Regions from separate parts of the Mus musculus genome. Here all the other regions are linked to region 1. The links are chromatin loops, found by intact Hi-C in ENCODE. Cell type or tissue: heart. All regions are shown on one strand. Each heading gives the region's core, and the rest is flanking DNA. Links, peaks and the distances in the headings are about the cores only.

Evidence for each region. Hi-C counts contacts between places; a loop is a spot of excess contacts. Peaks named below come from ENCODE experiments on the same cell type or tissue, not always from the same donor. Only the 100,000 strongest peaks of a DNase experiment are listed, where the experiment ranks them.
Region 2: a loop joins it to region 1, with 2.5 times the contacts of the local background. A loop is called at or near these places in 5 of 42 quality-filtered maps.
Region 3: it touches region 1 in a loop (11-fold over the local background); 28 of 42 quality-filtered maps call a loop at or near these places.
Region 4: a loop joins it to region 1, with 6 times the contacts of the local background. A loop is called at or near these places in 7 of 42 quality-filtered maps.
Region 5: a loop joins it to region 1, with 9 times the contacts of the local background. A loop is called at or near these places in 12 of 42 quality-filtered maps.

What each region holds. Positions count from the first base shown.
Region 1 is chr1:36,063,331-36,067,882 of GRCm38, reverse strand. It overlaps Gm39624 (a long non-coding RNA gene), which reads left to right and starts at 1,640. Exons shown (of 3, transcript XR_865341.2): 1 at 1,640-2,247. In heart, for the core only: no CTCF peak of the experiment used is centred there; DNase peaks (open chromatin) are centred at 472 and 2,812; H3K4me3 peaks cover 1,426 bases; H3K27ac peaks cover 2,283 bases.
Region 2 is chr1:35,932,866-35,937,417 of GRCm38, reverse strand. No RefSeq gene overlaps it. Among named protein-coding and RNA genes, the nearest start is that of Gm33176, 6.9 kb to the left of the region's middle. In heart, for the core only: no CTCF peak of the experiment used is centred there; DNase peaks (open chromatin) are centred at 1,917 and 3,737; H3K27ac peaks cover 3,341 bases.
Region 3 is chr1:35,837,036-35,841,587 of GRCm38, reverse strand. No RefSeq gene overlaps it. Among named protein-coding and RNA genes, the nearest start is that of 1110002O04Rik, 31 kb to the left of the region's middle. In heart, for the core only: a CTCF peak has its summit at 1,929 (motif pointing left); no DNase peak of the experiment used is centred there.
Region 4 is chr1:35,724,936-35,729,487 of GRCm38, reverse strand. No RefSeq gene overlaps it. Among named protein-coding and RNA genes, the nearest start is that of Gm25634, 34 kb to the left of the region's middle. In heart, for the core only: a CTCF peak has its summit at 2,684 (motif pointing left); a DNase peak (open chromatin) is centred at 2,687.
Region 5 is chr1:35,877,010-35,881,561 of GRCm38, reverse strand. 1110002O04Rik (a long non-coding RNA gene) reads right to left here. Exons shown (of 4, transcript XR_373312.4): 2 at 1,590-1,853; 3 at 734-880; 4 at 397-618. Among named protein-coding and RNA genes, the nearest start is that of 1110002O04Rik, 9.3 kb to the right of the region's middle. In heart, for the core only: a CTCF peak has its summit at 2,119; DNase peaks (open chromatin) are centred at 1,771 and 3,001; H3K27ac peaks cover 602 bases.

The sequences.
Region 1 (4,552 bases), core at 416-4,415:
AGGAAGAGAGACGTTAAGGGCATGGATCCGGCTCTTACGTGGATATCACCAGTCCCCTGGAGGCACTGGGACAATGACCCAAAGCCCTCAGTTGAAGATAAACCGAAATGTGTGCAGAGACCAGAGGACAAGCTTTATTTGTCCCTCTCGCCCAGTGTGCCCTGTTTTGATCCTGGTCATACTCAAACAAACAAACAAACAAACAAAATAGTGAACCAACATTAGAAAAAAATTAAAATTCCAACCTTCGTGATTTTTTTTTTTTTTACATTGGCAGCAGTATCTGCAGCCTTGATTGGTGCTCTGCCTGTAGTGGAGGGTCGCCTGGGCCCTAGGCTGCAAGTTGGAGGCTCTAGTAGTAATCTATGCAGCCTATAACATGTGGAAGGTCCCGTCGCCCATGTTGTACTCTGTACTGGGCCCCTAGCTATACTTAGGCGGCCAGAACAACTGGAGGTGGGGAGTGAAATGACCTGTGCAGAGTTCCACAGCCTAGGGTAGCTGGGAGGGGCTTGGGTGTTTGGATTCAGGCCAGAGTGGCCTCTGGGAGGTGCTCCCACTGCCAGGCCAGGCTCAGGTGCCCACAGCAAGTACCCCTGGGTAGTGCCCTGGATCTGTCCTGCTAAGGGGTGGGTCAAAAAGTGGAGAGAAGGGGAGGGGGTGGCAATAGTGGTCCAAAGCATTGACTGCAAGTTAAAAAAAAAAAAAAAAGACTTGAAAAAAAAGAGCAGCTGGGCAGTGGTGGTGCATGCCTGTAATTCCAGCACTTGGGAGGCAGAGGCAGGCGGATTTCTTAAGTTCGAGGCCAGCCTGGTGTACAGAGAGAGTTCCAGGACAGTCAGGGCTACACAGAGAAACCCTGTCTTGAACCCCCACCCCACCCCACATACACACACAAATAAGAGCTAAGAGGAAAGCCCTCCCAAACGGTGAGATCAGGAGAGAATGCAGACACACTTATATCCAACTTGTCAGGAATGTGAAGAAACTGGGCTCAGCTGGTAAAGTGCTTGCTGTGCATGACTCAGGACCTGGGTTCGGTACCCAGAACCCAGGTATAAAATGCCAGGGATACTTGGCCTGTGTTTGCAAGCCCAGGACTGCTGGGGAAGAAGAGATAGGCAGATCCCTGGGGCTTGCAAGCCAGCCAGTCTAGCCTATAAGGCAGCAGGTTAATGTGAGACACTGTCTCAGAAACTAAGGTGTACCTCTCAAAGGACAATATCCAATATCCAAGGTTGTCCATTGTCCTCTGTCCTACACACACACACACACACACACACACACACACACACACACAGAGAGAGAGAGAGAGAGAGAGAGAGAGAGAGAGGACATGTTTTGCAGGCAGATTGCAGAAGTTACCACTATGGTCAGACCGCCACATGGCCCTGAACACACTACATAATGACCTAGAACCAGGGCAACAGGTGTCCTTGGTGACACCCAGGGCCTTTTGCCCCTGGCCCAGAGAAACCCAAGGGCAGTCTGTTTGGTAATGATTTATTCTGGTTAGGTATGGCGACACAGCAGTGTGCTGAGGGCGCTCCCTTTAGAAGTTGACCAGGGCGGCATTCCAGCATGGGATTTGGATGACAGCAATCCAGATTTACACAGCATTGCTGCCAGCTAACCCATCTGATGGTTCTGCTCAGATGCTAAGGATCTACCAAGAGGTCAATCCCAAACAGAGTTGTTCCAGTACTAGACATAGCAGTTATGTTATTTCCAATCCCACTAGCAAGCCTTGCAAGAACGAGCTAAAACAATCGTTCCACAAAAGTGAAAACGAAGGTCTAGAGCTCTCCAGAGCTAGACAAATTCTCTCACTCTGTTCCCTGGCCGTGTGGCGTCCAGCCTGTGTTCATCTCTGTTCCCCCGGGGCCAGAGGAAAAAGCGGAGGGTCAGTGCACTAGGCTTTACTGCCAAGAGACCCACCTATGCTTGGCTGCCCCTAAGGGAAAACGGAAGTCTGACAAGAGCAGAAGAGTCTGGCATAGGTACCCAGTGGGTGGTTGTCCCTGTGACAAACTGCAGAGGTAGCCATAGCACACTGGCTCAGGGATTGACATCTCATCAAGAGAAGCTGCTTCCTCAAACTTCATTCTTGCCAGAACGGTTGAAGAGCCCCCTCCTCAGCCAGGAAGCCCCTCTCTTTCCTAAATTCTCACAGAGAAGGTTTTGCCTACTCTCCCTATTTATAAGAAGCCCAGCAGGTGCAACTTGATACTCCGGAGGAGGCAATTGGTGAGTGGGAACTACCCGGAAGTCAAATCCCCCGTCTTAGGTCAAGGAGTGAGGCTTTGTAGCCCGACTAGCCAGTCTTCACCAGGCTCTTTCCCCTGAAAAACTGGCAGAAATGTGACACCAAGGGTTTGCTGTGGATTGCCCGTGAGGTCGATGAGGCTTGTCTGTCACCGGGACTCGTGCGGGTTCTATTTGTTGTTCCTTTTCTCTCCCTGGTAGCCAAGGCTCCCTCCATAGTCCTAGGAATGCACATGAAAAGGAGAAACCCCTATAAATGTTTGCTGGAGGGAGTACCCAGCCTCGGGGTTTGCATCTACTTTGTTCCTACTTTTGTCCTCAGACTGCATACTTCAGAGCTCTGAGCTAATACGGAGGAAAAAGAAAAGGATGGCTAGTGGTAGGATGTGAATGAAAACGTGTTACCATACTTCTGTTTGGAGAAAAGATTAAGCCAGCGAACATAATTCCCTACCCATCATGTGTCCTTATAGTCTGAGAACCAAGAGATCAATTCCTCCCTCCTCCCCCTTATCCCCGGCGTGCAGTCCCGCGGGCGGACACGCGGGGGCACAGACACCGGCTTCTCCCTCATTCAGCAGTTGACATTGTAAAATTGGGGGATTTTCCACACTTGCTTCGCTGGTTCTCCTTCGGCTGTCTGCCCATTGTTTCTGAAGGAGTGGAGGGGCAGTCACGTTGCCTTTAGAGCCTCCCCTGGGGCTGCAGGCAGGGAGCAGAGAGAGGTTTTGCTTAAGGACAAACTTTTAAAGGTGACTTGGTGAAGCCATGGCTAATGGACTGAGTCCAGAGCTGCTACTGTGGGGACCAGGGGAGCCGAGCTGGGCCACTCTCGTGGACCTGAGCCCACCAGTTCCCGTAGACCGCGTCTGCTCCATGGACTGTCTGTTGTCTGAAGGGTACTTTCTTGGAGTCCCCAGCACCTTCTACCAAACAGCCTTTTCTCCTATTCCCTTCCCTCCCGTGACAGAATTGTGCTGTGGCCAGGTGGACCCCCTACTCCAGAACTTTGTAATACCCTCCTGCAAAGGCCTGCCAAGGAGAACATAGGCGATTTAGTTGTTCTCTAAAAAGACTCCACTACCAAGGGATTGAAGAACTCAGACCTAATTGTGGCCACCAGAGCTCCTGGGACTGTCCCTTCCTTTACCGGAGAGTCTCAAGAGTCTCCTCCATGCTGGAGGCCACCCCCAAGAAGTCGCTCATCTTCCCTGCCCAGAGACTGCCTGCTGTGTAAGAGGACTACAGTCCTTCCTGACTGGCTCTGTTTCCAGCCGTGGCCACTTCATTTCAGGCCCCTCTTTCTCTTGCCCTTCCCAGGGCACATCTCTGAGACTTACCTGGTGGTCCCACAGTGGCAGGCTGGGCAAGGCAGATTCCTATAGCTTGATGGAACATGGGCAGACATACTGTTACCCAGAAGGGTTTTGCCTGTCTGTGCATGGGTGCATTCGCTTGCATGTATGTGTGAGTGTTGTATGTGTGTGTGTATTATCCACATATGTGTGTAAGTGAGCATGCATATGTTTGTATGTGAAGGTCAGGGGATGACAACTTGTGTATCTTCCTTGATGTCTGTTTTATTTACTGAGTCTCTGCTGTTCCTGGACTTTTGCTAACCCGGCTAACAATCCCTGGTTCTGGGCATCTCCTTTATCTGCATCCCAGGACCGTGATTACAGGCAGTCCACCACACCCGCCTGGTTTTTATTTGGACTCAGGGGATCCAAACTCTGGCCCTCATATTTGTACAGCAGTGCTTTATCTGCTAAGCCATGGCCCTAGACCCCTGGCTGGTCCTTTCTGCTTGGAACATCTGCCAGGACCTGCCTCCAGAGAGAGAGAGAGAGAGAGAGAGAGAGAGAGAGAGAGAGAGAGAGAAAGAGAGAGAGAGTGGGAGGCCTCCTACCAGCTTCCTGCCATGGCTTTTCTTTTTCCAGAAGGAGCCCTGACCCAGCTGGGGTAGGGGGAGTCATGGAAGAGGATAGTGGGAGGTCTAGGAAAAATGCATGGGGCTATCTATGCCACTGGGGAGCATCCATGAGTCAGTGGAGGATTGACCCCAACAGGCTGAGACAATCTAGACTGAGATGGTCTTGTTCTATTGGTACCTCGCCTGGATAGGCAATGAAGGCGACCTCTGCCCTGGTCCTATGCCACATGAAACCTGGTGAGGGTGTTAGCGTTCAGCTTCTCAAATGAGTCTCCATCCACCAAGTGGCTGCTAGCAGCTCACCTCCTTTGTCTCTCGACTCCTCCTTCACCTGTGACATGTGTATCTCTCCTG
Region 2 (4,552 bases), core at 343-4,342, 130 kb after region 1:
TGATGACCCATCTCATCAGAATCTATTTAGAATCTATTGTACTATGTCCTACATTTCAGTCGATAATCTATTTTTGAGTTGGTTTTTTTATTAAAAAAAAAAACCAACCTTCCTTCCTTCCTTCCTTCCTTCCTTCCTTCCTTCCTTCCTTCCTTCCTTCCTTCCTCCCCCCACCTTCTCTCTCTCTCTCTCTCTCTCTCTCTCTCTCTCTCTCTCTCACACACACACACACACACACACACACACACATCCCAAAGCCCACCAGGCATATTTTTGTGGGTCTATTTATGAGTTTTCTAATTTGCTCTGTTGATTAATGTATCTATCTCTCTGACCATGCTGTTTTGCCTTCTGTACTAAAGCGTTAATGTCAGGCCATTTTCTGTTTTTTTCTGTTTTTTCCATTATCTTTATGTTTTTCCCCCTTATTTCAAGATTATTTGCTTTTCTGCTTTTCCATTTCTGGCTGAAGGCTCCATTTCTAGACTCTCCTGGCAGCTGCCAGCTGGTGTTGGTGTCCAGTGGCTTTCACCTGTTGCCTCTGCACACATATGTCAACGATGCTTTGTCTGACCTATTACTGATAACACAACATTTTTGCAGGCTTTCAGAAGTCCCCAGAGTCCCCTGCCATGGGATTATTGTAAGATAAAGTCTAACCCAAGCGGTTGGAGAGGAATCATGGGAGGCGAGGAGAGATGTTTGCCTGATAACAAGTCAAAAGCACCCTCTTTCACTTTCTTTTTTCTTTAGCTTTTCCTCTTCCTTCAAGTGGCAGTAATTCAGATGTGGTTCCAATTAGGACATATGGTAGAATTAATGAGTCCCTTCTAGTGTATATCATGGGCCAAATTCAGTATAGAGAGAACATGAAATTGTCCTTGAAGATTATAACACCAGCAGCTGTCACCCTCTCGGCACATACTAGATGTCACATAGTGGCTAACACATCCTATCCTCACAGTGACATGAAGGGTTGGCATTGTCTAATTCTGGAAGGGGATTGGAAATATATTTGAATAGAACATGATTTATTTGGTAGAGTGTTTACCTAATATGTATAACGTCCTCATAACCCATGCGTGGTGATACAGCCTGTAATTCCTGTACCTAGAAGACAGAGGCAGAAAAGCCAGAGAGGTTCAAGGTTATATTTGGCTTTATTCTAGGTCAACTTGGGCTGAGACATGAGTGCCTGTGTGAGTGAAGTGTGTGTGTGTGTGTGTGTGTGTGTGTGTGTGTGCGTAGAAACCAAGTGTTCAAATACACGAGTGTGTGTGTGTGTGTGTGAGAGAGAGAGAGAGAGAGAGACAGAGAGAGAGACAGAGACAGAGACAGAGAGAGCAAGCATGTATGTACAGGCACAAATATGAGTGTGTGTGTGTGTGTGTGTGTGTAATAGATTGCTTATGGGAAGGTATGTGTGTGGAAAGTGTATGTGCCTGTATAGGTATGCGTATGAGTGTGTCTATAAGAGTAGAGATGTCCTGGATCCTGGGGTTATCCGTGCTCCCAACTGAGCACTGTTGAGCACTGCCACCAACTTCAGGGTCAGAAGGATTATCCCCTGAGCCCTGGCCCACTCTGGTTCCCCAGATGTGAGGGTGAGTTAAATCACGGGGCCTTAGACTGCTGGATCTTGGGATGGTTTGTAAAGTAACAGTGGATATGGATAAGCAGAATGATCAGTTATTTTTTATATTTCCCAAATAGTAATGTGTCATGTTTAGGAAAAGGTTTCTATAAGGCTGTTTCAAATTAGAAAGGACAATGTCAGCAAACTGCGAGGGGGGAAAGATGCCCGAATCCCAGTGAGGCGCAGGGCTAGCTCATTCATTTGGATTCCATTCTCATGGGATGACTTATCCTTCTCCTGCTAACAGCATCACTGGTAACTAAAGTTAGTCTTGGCTCCAAAATCAGCATGTTATTTTAGAGCTCAAAGCAGGCAGTGAGCGAGCTGTTTGGGGACTGATGACAGCTCTGTCGGATTTGGCTGGCAGGGCCTTTTTTTTTTTTTTTTTTTTTTCTCCACTGTTGCTTGGGTGGCTGTAAGGAGCAGCCAGTGGCCGCCTTGGCGGTCAGCAGCTTGCATGGATGCCCAGAAGTCTTCAGTGGGTTATCAGCCACTTCAGCTTCTGTGGTCTGAGCTTCCTTCCACCCCCACACTCAAGCTGAAGTTCTAATTGCTGAGAGCTGAGAGTATGACCTTATTTGGACATAGGCTGCTTCTAAAATGAATTAAGCTGAAAGCAGGTCACTGTGCAGGCCCCCTACTCCAGTAAGAGCAGAGTCATGGCTGGGAAGGTGGCTCAGTGGGTAAAGTCCTGCCTTACTGGCATGAGGACCTAAGTTGGGATTCCCCAGCATATATATATGCTGGGATATATACATATTTCCGGAACAAACCCAACAAAATCTAGGTGTGCCTACATGCATCTTTGACCCTAATGTGTGGGGAGTGTGGAGGAAGAGAAGAGATGGCAGATCCTTGGAGCTGGCCAGCAGCCAGTCTAGTGGAATCAGAGAGCCCGAGGTTCCAGTAAGAGGACCCCGACTCAGAATAGAGGATGACCTCTGATGTCCACATACATACACATGTACACCCATACGCACACACAGGAGAGACTGGCTAACTGGTCCCCAGATGGAGACAGCTCTGCTACCACCTTGAATTTGGACTTCAGACTTAAGACAATACACCTCTGTTGTTGACGGCACCCAGAGCGAGTTACTTGCTTCTGGGAGTCCAAGAGATCCATGCTGCCCATGTAGGGGACACTTGTTGGATACTTGCCTACATTCTATGGTTTTACAAGTCATGACACTTTTGGATGCAGTCTGGAGAACAATGAGTGAGTCTATTAAGCACGTAGCAATCAAACGTAAAAGGGTAAAGGGTAACTAGCAGATTAAACAGACTGCAAAGCACCATCAAGTCAGGAGATTAAGACACCTAAGAGAGATGAGTGGGGTGGGCCTAGACGGAAACAAAAAGAGGCAGTGTCACCTAAACACCACTTACGGTATCCAGCAGACACAGACCGTGGAAGCCATGTTGAGGCGATCAGCTGGATGTCTTGGCTCAGGGTCTTCTTCTTTCTATGGATAAGAGTCCACCTTCTTGCAGGTATTTTTATATCATGGGATAAACGAAAGTGACATCTGTTAGAAAGGAAGCAATGTTTTTAACATCATTAACGGTTTGCTTTTTCTTTTTCCTTCCATGTCACAGACGTAGGAGGGAAGCTGCCTCAGGACAGAGAGTTTTAGATTTGAAACATGCGGGAGTCTAGGACAAGATAAGTAGGCAGACTCTCAGAGTCTGTGTTCAGTAAGCATGAAAGGCACATGATAGTTACTGATATGACACATAAGTGAAGTCCCTACTCTGATGATGAGGACCTGCCCCCTCCCACTGTGGCAGCCCAGAGCCACACTCTCTCCCCCCACCCCCTGCCATCCCCCAGTCAAAGCCCTTCATGTCCTCTGAGACTTTGCTACCTCTGGAGGCAGTCTTATATGGAAGTGACTCATCACGTCTCTGTCCAATGGGCAAGGTTTCCAGGTAGGACAGTTCGCAGCCCAAGGAGCAATTGTTTAGTTACGTGACTATGCGAAGTTGGATTGGGTCACTGCTCTTGTTTGGCTCAGTGACCTAGAGATCATGACCGTAGTGAGAGGTTGGCAGAGGACAAAGACTTCTGGGAAGAGGAAGAAGGCAGCTGAGGACAGAGGAGGGAGGGCCTGGGCTGCATCTGCAGTGGCTCCGAGCATCCCTGGGATCCATCCAGGACCACAATAGGATGATTTCTAGGGATCTGGCAGAGATGTGTTACAGGCTGATGATGTACTGGCCTTCCTCCAGTGACCTCTGGGTTAGCGAGGGATACCTTCAGAGATGTCCGGCAGCTACTGTGGGTCTGATATGCAGTGAATGAAATGACTCCACTTGTCAAAATGATAAAAAATATTTTATTGACTGGGCGGCAGGTGGGTAGTGGGCTGGGTGATAACTACAATGACCCTCTTCCCCCAGCCTTCCAGCAGTGATCTCAGTTAGATGCAGGCATATGGACCATGGTAGCTTTGGTTTGTTTTTCTGCACTCTGTGTGTGTTTGTGTGTGCAAGCATGCATATATGCATATGTGCATAATACATTACACATATACATATACATAAATGCATGTGTTTAGTCACATGACTATTGGGTTGGGTCACTCACTGCTCTTGTTGGCTCAGTGACCAAGAGTTAGAGTGAACTTAGTTGTCATTTCTCAGGTTCTACTCACCACCTTGTATTTTTAGAGACAAGGGTCTCCTATTGACCTAGAATTCATGAAATAGGATAAGCTGGCTGGCCAGCGAGCCTCTGGGATCTGCCTGCTTCTACTGCTTCTACCTCCTTAGGACTGTGATTATAAGTGTCTTTTTTTTTTTTTTTTTAAGATAGATTCTGAGAATTGAACTTGGGGCCTGTGATGGTTTGAATATGTTTGGCCTACAGAGTGACACTATAAGGAGGTGTGGCCTTGTTGAAGGAAGCATGTC
Region 3 (4,552 bases), core at 170-4,169, 230 kb after region 1:
TCCAGGGATGCTCTGTGAGTGTGAAACATGGACACCCCACTCCTGGTAGGAAACGTGACCTACAGTGGTGCTCTCATGAGCTTATGCCAGGAAGTTGGTGGTACTCGACCTAGATCACAGGAACACAGCTTTTCCCTCCTGGAGGTTTAGCAGTGGCACCTTATTTTGGACCTTCTGACACTCCTATACCCATGGGACCATGCCACCCCAACTTCTGCATACCTCCATTGTTGTATTCTTCTGACACCTTTTTTTTTGGTAGGGACCCTGTGATCACATGCAGAAACCCTAGTTCTCTCCTCTTACCAGCATGACTTTACACTCATCTGCAAAACCAGTTCATCACTGACATTTTTTTTTTTTAATATTCCCAGGCTCAAGTTGAATTTGTCTCCTTTGTGGTAGTACTGGGAAGTAAGAACCTTGAGGAGTGGTGATTATATCTTGGGGCATCTCCTAAGCACCGTGATGTTCTCATAAGAATGAGTTAGTTATGGTGGATCTAGTTATTGCAATGCAAGCCTGCCCCTCCTGCTTTGCTGCTTCTGTGGGTGCCTGCCTCACATGCCTATTGTAGGAGCCCACTGCATATGCTTAATGTGTAAGCACACTGCACATGCCTACTGTTCAGGCCTACTACGCATGCCCACTGTGCATGCCTACTGCACTTCTTTCTTCCTTAGTGACCTTGATCATATTCTTCAACTTCCAGACCTTGGAGCCAAGGTAAGCCTCTATGCTGTAAATCTTTCTGAGTTCAGGAACCCTGTGTGTATGAGCTTCTGTTTAGAGAACCCAGAAATTAGGACTTACTATGGCAGGGTTGTTTTATTCATCTGTCACGAGGACTCTGTAGTTTTCAAAATGCACCCATAGAAAGACAGAAGTACAGAGGGAGCTGGGAGCTGGGAGCTGGGAGCTGGGAGCTGGGAGCTGGGAGCTGGGAGCTGGGAGCTGGGAGCTGGGAGCTGGGAGCTGGGAGCTGGGAGCTGGGAGCTGGGAGCTGGGAGCTGGGAGCTGGGAGCTGGGAGCTGGGAGCTGGGAGCTGGGAGCTGGGAGCTGGGAGCTGGGAGTTAGGAGTTGGTTCAGTGGGTTAAGAGCACTTGCATAGCAAAAGAAGCACCTGAATTAAAATCCAGCCCCAACTTAAAAAAAATCACACATAGCTGCACGTTCCTTGTATTACACTTTAAAATAAAGTTTGTTGTGATAAAACACACTCGAACCAAAGAAGCTTGAAGAAGGGCTTATTTTTGTCCATAGTCCACCTTAATGGAGAAATCAAGACATCAGCACCTTGAAGTGGCTGGTAACATTATATATACAGTTAAAAGAAGGAGAAAAAAATGAATGGCCTCTACTCAATTCCATCTTCCATTTAGACACTTTAAGATCCCAGTCAGGGAATGGTGTCATTCAATCACAGTGGGCAGACGTTCCCACACGAAAGTAATCAAGATAATCTCTCATAGGCATGCTCAGAGGCTCATATCCTGGCTGAAGCCAGATTTTTGTCAAGCTGACAATTAAACACTAACCATCCCTTGCCTGTGACCCCACTGTTCAGTGGTAGACATGGGGAGATCCCATTATCTCGATGGCTAGTCAGCCTAGCCAAAATGGCCAGCTTCCAGTTCAGTTAGAGACCCTGTCACAAGGTATTAAGGCAGGGAGGGATGGAGGAAGACACTTGGTGTCCTTCTTTGGTTTCTGCATGTGGTCATATGACATATACATTCATGCGTACACACTAACTGCCCCACCCCCACCCCCCACATGCTGACCTCTCCTCCCATAAAATAGTCAGCATAGAGGGAGTGGACACTGGAATTTATATAGGCATGCTGGAAACATGGCTGTTTTCTAGCTGCTTTTTCTAGACTGAAGCGCCCCCTCCTGGACGGAGGAAAGAGGCTCATCAAAGGTAAGACACACTGAGGAAAAGCACAGGGCTCCGGAAGGTCAGAAAGTCAAGAGACTCAGAAGTGCCCCCTTCAGGCTTATAAAGGCAGTCAAGAATTGCTAGAGAAGGAGACTCTCCAGGAGAGTTGCCTGCAAGTTGTGCAGAGAGCTCTGGGGAATGCAGCTTTTGTGAGTCATCGCCTGGGCTTTTCCATGATGCAGCTGCCATTAGGTCCGCCATACTTTCTGTAAGTAACCTCAATAGATGTACTAGGCCATCAAGCTACACTCACACCCCGGGTCTATCATCTGCGTTCTATCCAGGTTGAATAGCCTTGTTCAGATCTCCCCAGGAAAAGTCACACAACCTACTTGACACTCAGAGATGAACGGAATCAAAGGTGAGTTGCGAGAATCAGGTGCATGACCCCTGTGATGGATCATAAGACATGAAAATGAGGCTGATCTCAAGTGAGTGAAGCACTCATATATGAGAGAGAGAGAGAGAGAGAGAGAGAGAGAGAGAGAGAGAGAGAGAGAGAGAACAATCACAATAAAGCTATAGTTCCCCAAGTGGTACAGCATGTGATAGGAAAGAGATACTTGCTGCCTGAAATAGCTGCTAGAATCTGCAGCTAACACCAAGCATGTGAGAGTGCAGTGCCAGTGGATTCCAGTGGATAAAATCCTCTATGTGGTACAGGGTGGTATGCCTCCTCTATGAATGGAGTTGACCTCATAAGTGTGGGAACAACATTGCCCAAAGGCTAATGGACTGGTGAATACATTATAATACCCCAAAGAAGCACACAGGGACGGGATTGTAAGTAGGCTGTGACAGATGTCGTGTGGCCTTTGTGGTGGGCAACGAGGCACACAGTGGAGATCTCCATACCCACAAGCCTAGCTCCAGACCAAGGCTGTGAGCTGCCTTTGTTTTTGCTTGATTCTCAGCCACTCCCCTCTTCCATCAACCCTGCCAACCCATTTCTTACTCACAGACCTAGATCCAACCAAACAGCACATGCATCAGCCTACCTGGCCCAGCTCTGGTCACACAGATCCTACACAGGGCCAATCTAAAGCAGACAGACTCTTACATTAGACATACGGCCAAGGGAAAAAGTCCACACACCCAAGACACATCATGAAAGCAAAGTCAAGATGAATGACCAAGGTAGCATTTATACCATCAAACCCAATAAATAGTCCTATCGAAATGCCTTCTAATGAGAATTACCTCGATGAATCAGAGAATACACAATTTAAGAGATCATAAATTTTATCAAAGAATTCAAGTCTAAAGAAGACACAAATAGACATTTCATCGAATTTTAAGAGAATAACATGGAATGTCTGAGTGTTGTCTAAAAAAATACAACTGAGATGCTGAGGAAAATGATGAAAACCTTTCAGGATTTGAAATCTAAATTCACTAAAGAGAAATGCTGGAAAGGACTCATGCTGAAATGAAGATGGACTTGAAAAACAGAATACTCCAGTAGGAAACTCAAGGGCATGGCCTACAAGCAGAGTGGATCAAGTAGAAGTTAGACTATCAGGACTTGAATATAAAGTAGAGGAAGCAGACCATATAAGAAAATAATCTGAAAAAAAAAAAAAAAAGCACAAGGAAGGGACTACTTGCCAGGATCAGAAAACCTAACCTATCTATTATAGGCATAGATAAAGGAGACAAATCCAAGTCAATAGCATAGACCAACTCTTCAACAAAATAATAATAGAAGAAAACTTTGGAAAACTGAAGAAAGACATATCCACACAGACACAGGAAGCCCACAGAACATAAAATAGACAAGAACAGCAAAGGAATTCCCCATAGCATATCATAATTAAAAAATTAAATATCCAGAAGAAAGGAAAAAAAAAACTTGAAAGATGTAAGTAGCAGGAAAAGAAAACCCATAAGTTATATATAAGGAAACCCCGTCAAAATAACAGGTGAATTCTCAATGGAAATTTTGAAATCCAGAAGAGCCTTGAGCAATGTACTCTATCTCAAAGGCCATTAGTACCAATCCAGACTACTGTATCCAGCAAAAGTATCTTCCATAGCTGAAAGGGAAAAAACTTTTCATGACTCAGACAGCCTAAAATAGTTCATACCCAGCAGAACAACCTTAAACAGAACAGAGAAGCAATACTTAGGACCGAAGAGTTTAATAAGGATCGATAAGAGACTATAGAAAGAAAACAAATGAAGCTATAGTACCCGACACACAAGCCACGACTAAGAACACAGCAACAGATGACTATAGACCACACACACCTTTCAGTGCTAAAGTTAAATATTAGTGATCTCAATTCTCCAAGCAAATAACACAGGCTGGCTGAATGGAATCAGAAACAGAATTCATCTTTCTGTTGTCTACAAGGAACTCATCTCAGCTTTAGACACTGTGAAGTTGTGTTTCTGTTCTTCCTTGCCTACCTAAGGCACATTCTGATTGGTTAAAATAAAATGCCTATGGCCTATAGCAAAAGGCAGGGGAAAGAGAGAGAGAGAGAGAGAGAGAGAGAGAGAGAGAGAGAGAGAGAGAGAGAGAGAGAGAGCAGAGGAAGTCAGACATATGAAACTGAGGAGAGGTGTGGCAGAACATAGACTAGTATAAACAGGTTAATATAAGTT
Region 4 (4,552 bases), core at 232-4,231, 340 kb after region 1:
CCAGCTGCTAATCTGGCCATAATGCCTGCAGAACCCCATTTCCTCTTACAGATACTACAGCTATAGCTTGTCTCAGTAGGCACTGCCTCTGCACGGGAGCTGTCTTCAAACTGTAAACATCCAGGGAGAAAAAGCAATAGTGGGCATTTCGTCGGCATCTACACTTGGACCTACGAGGAAGGCTTTACCATCCCTCTGAGCCTCATCTGGGGAAGGCCTTCACCCTCTCATGGGACTGAGGCATTGTGTCCTCAACTTGGTCATGGCAATGACAGCAATACACATTCAGTCATAATTTTGCTTGCTTTCTGCAGAGTGCCCCTTTCCTGGAACAATACTGACCAAAGCTGCAAGGGACCTTTTCATTGTAATGGAAACTGGACGGACCAGTTCATCCCCTGCGCCTCTTCCTCCCCCCACTAAAGCAGTGATTCTCACCTTCCTGATGCTACAACCATTTAATACAGTTTCTCATATTGTGGTGACCTTCAGCCGTAAAATTATCTTAGTTGTTACTTCATAACTATTTTTCTACTGTTATGAATCATAATGTCAGTATTTTTGGAGACAGAGGTTTGCCAAAAGCATCACAACCCACAGGTTGAGAACCACTACACTAAAGCCTTATTGACTTCAAGGTCGTGTGTTCCAATGGTTTCTCACCCCTGAGGATCCCTTCTGTGCCACAGGGGCTCTGCCTTCCTGCTCTCTCTTGAGGGCCTTATAATAATAATAATAATAATAATAATAATAATAATACACTTCTTTCTAAAACTCACCCTCTGTGAATTTCATTCTTTGAGTTTGTAAAATAAGAACCCAACGCCTCTAGCTTTAGGTAACTTTGATGGCCATTGAGCTTCCAGGATGCCAGCCTCTGGATCTACACACAACAGAGCCAAAAAGGGCTCTGTCATATTCAAAGACACCTGATAGTCCTCTCTTACTATTATAATAACTCAAGTCACGAGAGATCTACCCCTATGCCTTAATTGTATTCTAAGATCCCAAATCTAAGTACCTTTGGGGTTAAGGCCTCTGCACTTACTTCTGAAGGGACAGAGGACTTCAGTCTGTAGCAAGGACAAGTCCTCCAGGTATCCTTTCCTCTTACACAGAAAGGACAAATGGAGAGTCCAAACAGCAGGCAAGGCTTTTTCAGACACAAATGGGTTCATGTCCTATTTCTCCCAGAGAAAGAGATGTGCTCAGAGCTTGAGTGAAAACCAAGGTCCAGAGTGGGACATCTGTTAGATGTCATGCTGACTGCTGAGGGTATAGCCCTAGGAGAATTTTAGGGTCACTCAACATCACTATCCCAGTAAGAACTTGAGGACTGGATAGATGAGGCCATGTGGCCATTCTCTTTTGCATAGAGTTATCTATGCCACTGGTCCTACATGTTCATAGCTTTAGATCCAAATGTGCTCCAAGCTAGGCTCCATTCTTCTGGCCAGCATGGCTCGGCCCTAATATAGGGGTTGAATTTTAGCCTCTCTCTTCCTTGATAGCCTCCATAGGTTCATTTGCAATCACAGTGTCTGAAGGGAGGACTGTGGGTATGTGCTTGGCTTTGGAGACATGGACGAGCAGGAGGTAAAATCTCTGATGTGAGTACTGAAGGAGAGATGGCCTTGGAAGTTCCACCAAAGGGACGCAGGGGGTGGGGTGTGTGGGCCCCAAATAGCAGAAAAGGTTATGTCACCCGGCAGCTGGGGTACATGTCACCTTTCCTCCAGATAGAGAATTTCACCCAGAATTTGCAACCTGCTGCTATCCCAGGCTCAGGACTGGGTCAGGAGGGTGCATACCAGGACTTCCATGTTCTTGTATGACAAGACCAAGAATTCTACCAGGGAGGGACACGGTTAGCAACAGAAATAGAGGTAGTTCATTAAAAAAGAGCAAGGTTCCTCCCAAGCATGGGAGCGGGTTAATGATCTGGGGAAAGGCACGTGTTTAAAATCACTGGGCCAGGAGTCTCATGACCCCTTGTAGGCTGTTTATAGAACACTCACTTTCTCTCACCCTTGTACAGTCTGGTCTCCCCCCCCCCCCCACGCCATTTGTAATAGGTAGCCAGGTGAAGAGTGGCTCTTGGCCTTTACCTGTCAACTAGTTTCTTTCACACTGCTAATCTTGTGTCTCTCCACAGTCCCACATTCTTGCCAAGCCGCAGGTAAGGGCAAAGACATGTCAGTGGTATCTTGGTAACTGAGAACCCCTCTTGGGGGCTCCTAGTCTCCTTATAAAATAATTTAAGAATGGATTTGAACAGAAGCTTAATTCTATTAAAGCTTCAAAAGAAAAAAAATGTTGGAACAAGCATGTTGTAAATATCAGAAGTTTCCCAGAGGAGTAAATTGAATAAAGAAGGAGGAGGAAGAGGAGGAAGAGGAGGAGGAGGAGGAGAAGAAGGAGGAGAAGAAGTGAGGGGGAAGGCCATTCCATTGAAGTGAGAACTTTGGTTTCTTTAAAAACCCAGTTATGTTATGTGAGTATGTTTTTGTTTTAATCCCAGCTGTGGAATATGGGACTGTTTCAGATTGTCCAGTGATTGCCTCGTGCTTTAGGAGGGGTGTGATTTTTGCCAGCTGCAGATAGTTTGTTTGGAATTCTGGGGACTCTTGAGAGGGTATAAATGTGAGAGCCTCTGGGAGGGCCTGTGGCAGCTGCTGCTCCCCCTGCTGGTTGATCCCACTACTGCTGGTCCTTGGGGCTGCTTTTGCTATTGCTGGTTTGCTGGCTTGCTGGCTTGCTGGCTTGCTGGTTTGCTGGCTTGCTGGTTTGCTGGCTTGCTGGCTTGCTGGCTTGCTGGCTTGCTGGCTTGCTGGTTTGCTGGTTTGCTGGTTTGCTGGTTTGCTGGTTTGCTGGTTTGCTGGTTTGCTGGTTTGCTGGTTTGCTGGTTTGCTGGTTTGCTGGTGTGCTGGTTTGCTGGGTTGGAGATATCCTGACAACTAAGATTGGACTTACCTCTAGGAATCCATTACTCCCAATCATCAGGAAGTAGTCTAAAGAGGTCTATGTCCACTTTCCCCGCTGACTTTCGTCCTCTCCTACCTAGATCTGAGGGGTTGGAAGGGGTTGGGGTAAAAAGGGTTGGGAGAGTGGTAGATAACAGAGCCCAAGAAAGTAGCCCACAAAGTATGCTAACATCCCAGTTACTACCAGCATTGACATCCACCTCATAGAAGGGAGAGGAGCTTCAGAGAAGGAGAAAGGAAACCCCAAGTACCAGAGAAAAGCTATTCAAGCTCTCGCCAGCATCTGGGAAGACTTAAAAAAGGAAAAGTTGGAACTTTCTGAGTTAGAAGTCAGAAAAGTGAGCAGCCCCAGCTGAGCCTGAAGACTGCTCAGCTTGTTGGAACTTCCCTGGGGATTTGCAGTTTGGGGAAGAAAAAGTCCAGTATCCCATTAAAGGATTATTTGTTCCACCAGTCTCTTTAACTTGCCTGAAGGTGGACCTGCCTTTCTAGCTGTGGCCCCACCTTTCCTTAGGGTTTCCTGCTACTGTGCTTTGGGCCACTGTTAAGCACAGTAAGGGTCACCAAATGCCAGAGGTGCAGTTATGAGACCTACTGTCTCCACACTGCTTCATTTAAGTGCATAAACAAAATGCCATTTGGGGGGAAGAAGGGAGAGAGAAGGGGAGAGGAGGTGTCAGAGCCACATAATGTCATTATGGCATGTGGCTGTAATTGTTCTATTTAGTGTTGTTCATCTCTCACTTGCCTAGCTTACAACTTAAACTTTGCTTTAGGCTGTGTATGAGAAAAACAGGATTTGTTGGCTCTGATGTGCTCCATATTTCAGATATCCACTGGGTGGGTGGGGTGGGCGTCTTGGAAGGTATCACATGAAGAACTGTTATACTCCCCAGCCAGGTGTGACGTCATTGTATCCAAGCTCAGGTAGAAAACCAGGAGTGTGCAAACCAATGGGCATGACAGTTTCGCTTTCTCCAGGGGAGCTGACCAATCAGCCAGGGTACCCAGGAACTTAGAGTCATGGTGGCAATAGAAGCTGATATAGGCAGAAAGTCACCGGCCTCATCTTTTGGGTTTGAGATCTTCTGGCTTTAAATGGCGAGTGATTTACTCAGGTAAATCACCCGGTGAGCACCGCAACTGAGAACTGTTGCAAGAGAAAGGAGGCTACGCTAAAGAGAGACCCGAGTGTCCCTTGTTTATTTAGCAGACTATTGAAACAATGAACCCCAAGAACTGCAATTTCTTCCAGAATATCACCCCAGGAGAAAGATGCTGGGGAACTGGTGCCAGATGTAGGGAGAACTTGTCTCCAGGAAGGGGGTTTCCTGTAGTTCTGACAGCTTATCAGACCACCTTGCAGGAGACACTGATACCCAGGCTGATGGGTGGGACCACAGCTTCACCCAGTTGCTTAGCTTTGCATATCTCTTGCCCTGTATTTAAACATGACCTCATGTAAATACCTCAACGATGAACTTGGTGGGGTCATGGCACTTCTTTATGTCTTTCTCCTCTCAATGTGGACATACTGGATAAGTCATCTTTCTCTGTTTGCCAATACT
Region 5 (4,552 bases), core at 424-4,423, 190 kb after region 1:
GCTCCTCCTGCACCGTGCCTGCCTAGATGCTACCCTGCTCCCACCTTGATGATACTGGACTGAACCTCTGAACCTTTAAGCCAGCCCTAATTAAATGGTGTCCTTTATAAGACTTGCCTCGGTCATGGTGTCTGCTCACAGCAGTAACACTCTAAGACTGGATGGTAGTGAGTGAGACACCAGTCTCAGGCGGTTGACCCCCTGCCTTAGTGTCTTTTCTTTTCTTTCTTTTTTTTTTTTTTTTCTGGTTTTTGGAGACAGGATTTCTCTGTGTAGCCCTGGCTGTCCTGGAACTCACTCTGTAGACCAGGCTGGCCTCGAACTCAGAAATCCACCTGCCTCTGCGTCCCAAGTGCTGGGATTACAGGCGTGTGCCACCACTGCCTGGCCTTTAGTGTCTTTTCTTGTTGCTGTGATAAGATATGCTGACAAAGGATGTTTAGGGGAGGAAAAGTTTATTTTAAGAATCACGTCACCTGACCAGAGTGGGGCAATCCTGAACTTTGGAATGGCTGTCTCTGTCCCTGTGACTCCATACAATCTTCTGGCTGGAAGTGAGATGTGAAGCATTTTCCATCATGTTCTGCCTTCTCTGATGGCCAGCTCTCTGAACAAAGCCTAATGGAAAGCCTCATGATTGTCTCTAATCATTTGCCTTTGTGGTGCAAGCAACATGAGCTCCAGAATTCTGGATCTACTCGTTGGAAGCAATGCTGGGAACAGTTCAGCTAACCTTCACAGCCCCTGGGAGGTGGGTATCAGTGCCAGCTTACAGAGGAAGCCTTCAGGGTCCAGTGCTCAGCACTTCTGGTGCACCCAGGTGGGCAGTCTACTCTCTGGAGGCGTGGCCTGCAGTCCCAGGCTCCACTCACACCCATGCCTGTGGGTAGAAAGTAAAGGACAATCCACATAAAACCTTGTAAATGATGGAGACAGGATATCACCATCTCCTGTGATACAGCTCCTATATACATCTCCATCATTTACAAGCTATCTGATATGAGATTTGCAGTCCTAGAAGACATCAGGCTTCTGGAGAAAGACTTCAAGTTTCTGGTGGTGTGTGTGTGTGTATGTGTGTGTGTGTGTGTGTGTGTGTGTGTGTGTGAGAGAGAGAGAGAGAGAGAGAGAGAGAGAGAGAGAGAGAGAGAGAGAGAGGTGGTGGTAGTTTTAATAGGAATGGCCCCCATAGGTTAATTTATTTGAATGTTTGGTCATTAGGAAATGGTGCTAATGAGATTAGAAGCCTTGGCCTTATTGGAGGAATCATGTCACTGTAGGGCGGGTTATGGGGTTTCAAAAGCCTACACCAGTCCCAGAGTCTCTCTTCTTGCAGATCTGGATGTAGAACTCTCAGCTCCCTCTCTCACATCATGTCTGTTTGCTTGCCACCAGGCTGATGATGGACCAAACCTCTGAAACTGTAATCTAGTCCCAATGAAATGCTTCCCTCAGTGAGAGTTGCCATGATCATGGTGTCTCTTCACAGCAATAGAACACTGACTAAGACAGGGTGGCTGGACTCACAGCTGTCACGGATCCCTGCTGGAATGGAAAGGCCCCTCCCAGCCATGGTTTTCCCCACTTACAGAATGGAGATGGTGTCACAATCTGCAGAGTTGCAGGTCACAGGGCTGATAGTCAATTGTCATCGGTATCAATCTGCAGCCGGTGAACTATTCCGCAGCAGCTGCTGCTGTCTGAGCTTAGCTTCCCTGTCTGTAAAACGCGAGCACAGACCTAGCAGGCTGGGAGTGGGTTGACTCGCAGCTAAAGTGGAGCCTATGATCTCAGCCTCGGATGTCAACATTGGCAGGCTTCTCTGTACTCATGGAGAGAATATGTAGAGGCTCCTGCCAAGAAGGGGGAAAAATTGGATTTGCCCACATGCACCCGGCCCACTGATCTGTCTTCAGAGACAGAATGAGGAAACTACCTCTTTGATCCAACACTATTTTTATCTGCCTCTGAACAGTGCTAATGCTGCATTAAGTGTGCTGTGTGGAGAGGGGCCATCATCAGGCTGAAATGAGGGCGATCATTGTCCTGGTCCTATAAATGGCATATCTTGTCTTTGTGGATGGTGCTGGTGGGGGTCCAGATTTAGGCCACCTGCTGATGGATCTGAGCAACGGCATCCCTGCTCATGTGCCACAGGCACTGTCCAGTTGGGGAAGGAGGCTATGATGGTTTGTGTTAGCTGTCAGCCTGACATAGTCTACAATCACCTGGGAGATGGGCCTCTGAGAACAACTATGAAGGAGTATCTTATACTCATTGCTGAGAGAAGACCCCCTCACTGAGAGTGGAACCATCTCTCTGGGTTGGGTATAAAGAACTATATAAAAATGGAGATTATGAGCTGAGCTGTAGCATTCATTCATTCATTCATTCACTCACTCACTCACTTGTTGCTCTCAGTTCTTGACTGTGGGGGTGACTTGACCAGTAGATTCAAGTTCCTCCCACCTTGAATTCTCAACTGTGGTGGACTTGATTGATTGGGTTATTTTTTACCCTTTGAAACTAAGGCAGAGGCAGGGATGTCTATGGAGGAGGAAGGCCTGGTGGGTATCTGAGCTCTCTAAGGTCTCTTCTCTACTCTCCTGTCCCTAGCTTGGTGACAGGCTTTTCATGCATGCTTGTCACTCCATTATATCTTTTGCCATCAGGATCTGTTTGGGGAAAGGCTGCTGGGCCCCTGCTTATCCAGAGACTTGTGTATTTGTGGGCCACCTGTTTTGGAAAGGGAACAAACAGAAGGGTAGCTGTGTACTGGGCCTTGTGATCAAGGATAAGTACATGGAGAAAAGTGGGAATACATGGCTGTCACTCAAGCTGTGTGCCATTCTGCCAAGTGTGGCAGCTCTCCAGACAGAGATGGCTTAGGATCGAGTGTGACGAGACTGACTGGGTCACAGAGTGCCTGCACACATTAGGCGTGTCTGAGTGGGTGACCCGCCTTTGAACCAGGGAGTTGGACAGAGCAACTGAGTTCTCAGTGTGGGTGGACCTCATCCAATCAGCCAAAGGTCTCAAGAGAATGGAGTCTGAACAATGGGACATGGCCTGACTGCCTTGGCCCAACACTGGTCTTCTTGACTGGACTCAGATGCTAGTTTTCCTGGGTCTTGAGCCCACTGCCTTTGTGCTGGAGAGACAGTGTTGTCTCTCTCTGTTCTTATACATTTAGACAAGGATAGAATTCACACCAGCTGCTGTCCTGGTTCTCCAGCTTGCCAGTTGTTGTGGATAGCCCTGGGGCTAATTATATTTGATGTTAAATCTGTTCTCCTGTGAGGGGTTTCGAACAAGGAATGAGTCAGCACTCAGGTGATTTCCTGTAAACCTGCTTCCCACCTTAATTTGTAAAATAAAGGAAAGCTGATGATTGGGCAGATAAAAGAGAAGGTGGAGCAGAAGGGGAGAAAGAAGGAGAAAATGGAAGAGGGAGAGAGGATGCAGAGGAGGAGGGGGAAGAAGAAGAAAGAAGAAGGAGAAGAAGACGAAGAAGAAGAAGAAGAAGAAGAAGAAGAAGAAGAAGAAGAAGAAGAAGAAGAAGAAGAAGAAGAAGAAGAAGAAGATTCATCCATGACCAAAAGTGGCTTGGGGGAGGGAAGGATTTATTTGGCTTAAAGATCATGAGTCACAGTCCATTGAGGGAAGCCAAGGCAGGAACTCAGAACAAGAATCTGGAGGCAGGAGCTGATGCAGAGGTCGTGGAGAGGTGCTACTTACTGGCTTGTTCCCCATAACTCACTCAGCCTGTTTTCTTATAGAACCCAGAACCATCATTGGAGAGATGACCCCACCCACAGTAGACTGGACCCATAATTTAAAAATTGAGCTACAGGTTTGCCTACAGCCAGATCTTAGGGAGTCATTTTCTCAGTTGAGATTCTTTTTTTCTCAGATGACTCCAGCGTGTGCCAAGCTGACATAAAACTAGCCATCAGATGAGCCATTCTACCATTCCTGAACTGGGTCTTGAAAGAGGGCTTGGCACACTATGGAATATAGAAACACTCTTGTAGGGATAAGACAACAGCTTTCACTATCCCGAGGGGCCATATTTTGATCAGGGAAGGAGACAAAAAGGATGTGGGTAGAGCCTAAGAGGGAGGTAGGTGTGGTGCTCTAAGCTGGACAGATGTCTGTCTGATGTCTTAGCTGGACAGGGCTGTTGACAATGCAGTGGGTTGTGTGGTGTGTGTGTGTGTGTGTGTGTGTGTGTGCATGTGTATTGGGAAAGAGGCAAGCAAACATGCTTCACCATTCTTGAGGAGAGGACAGACTGAACATTGAATGGAATAGTTTTTACTTGGTTACAGATGTTTATATTCTACAGTTTTTTCCCCTCTAAGGCTAAGACAGTTCACTTTGTCAAGTTCTTATATAAAAACCAAAGAGGGGCTGGGAATACAGCTCGGTTACTACAATGTTTGTCTAGCATGCATGAAGCCAAGAGTTAGATTCCCAACTCACCAAAAGTTTATACAATTTATAAGATTTTCTTCTTCTAACTACTATGCTTGTGCCACCTTATGCCAGT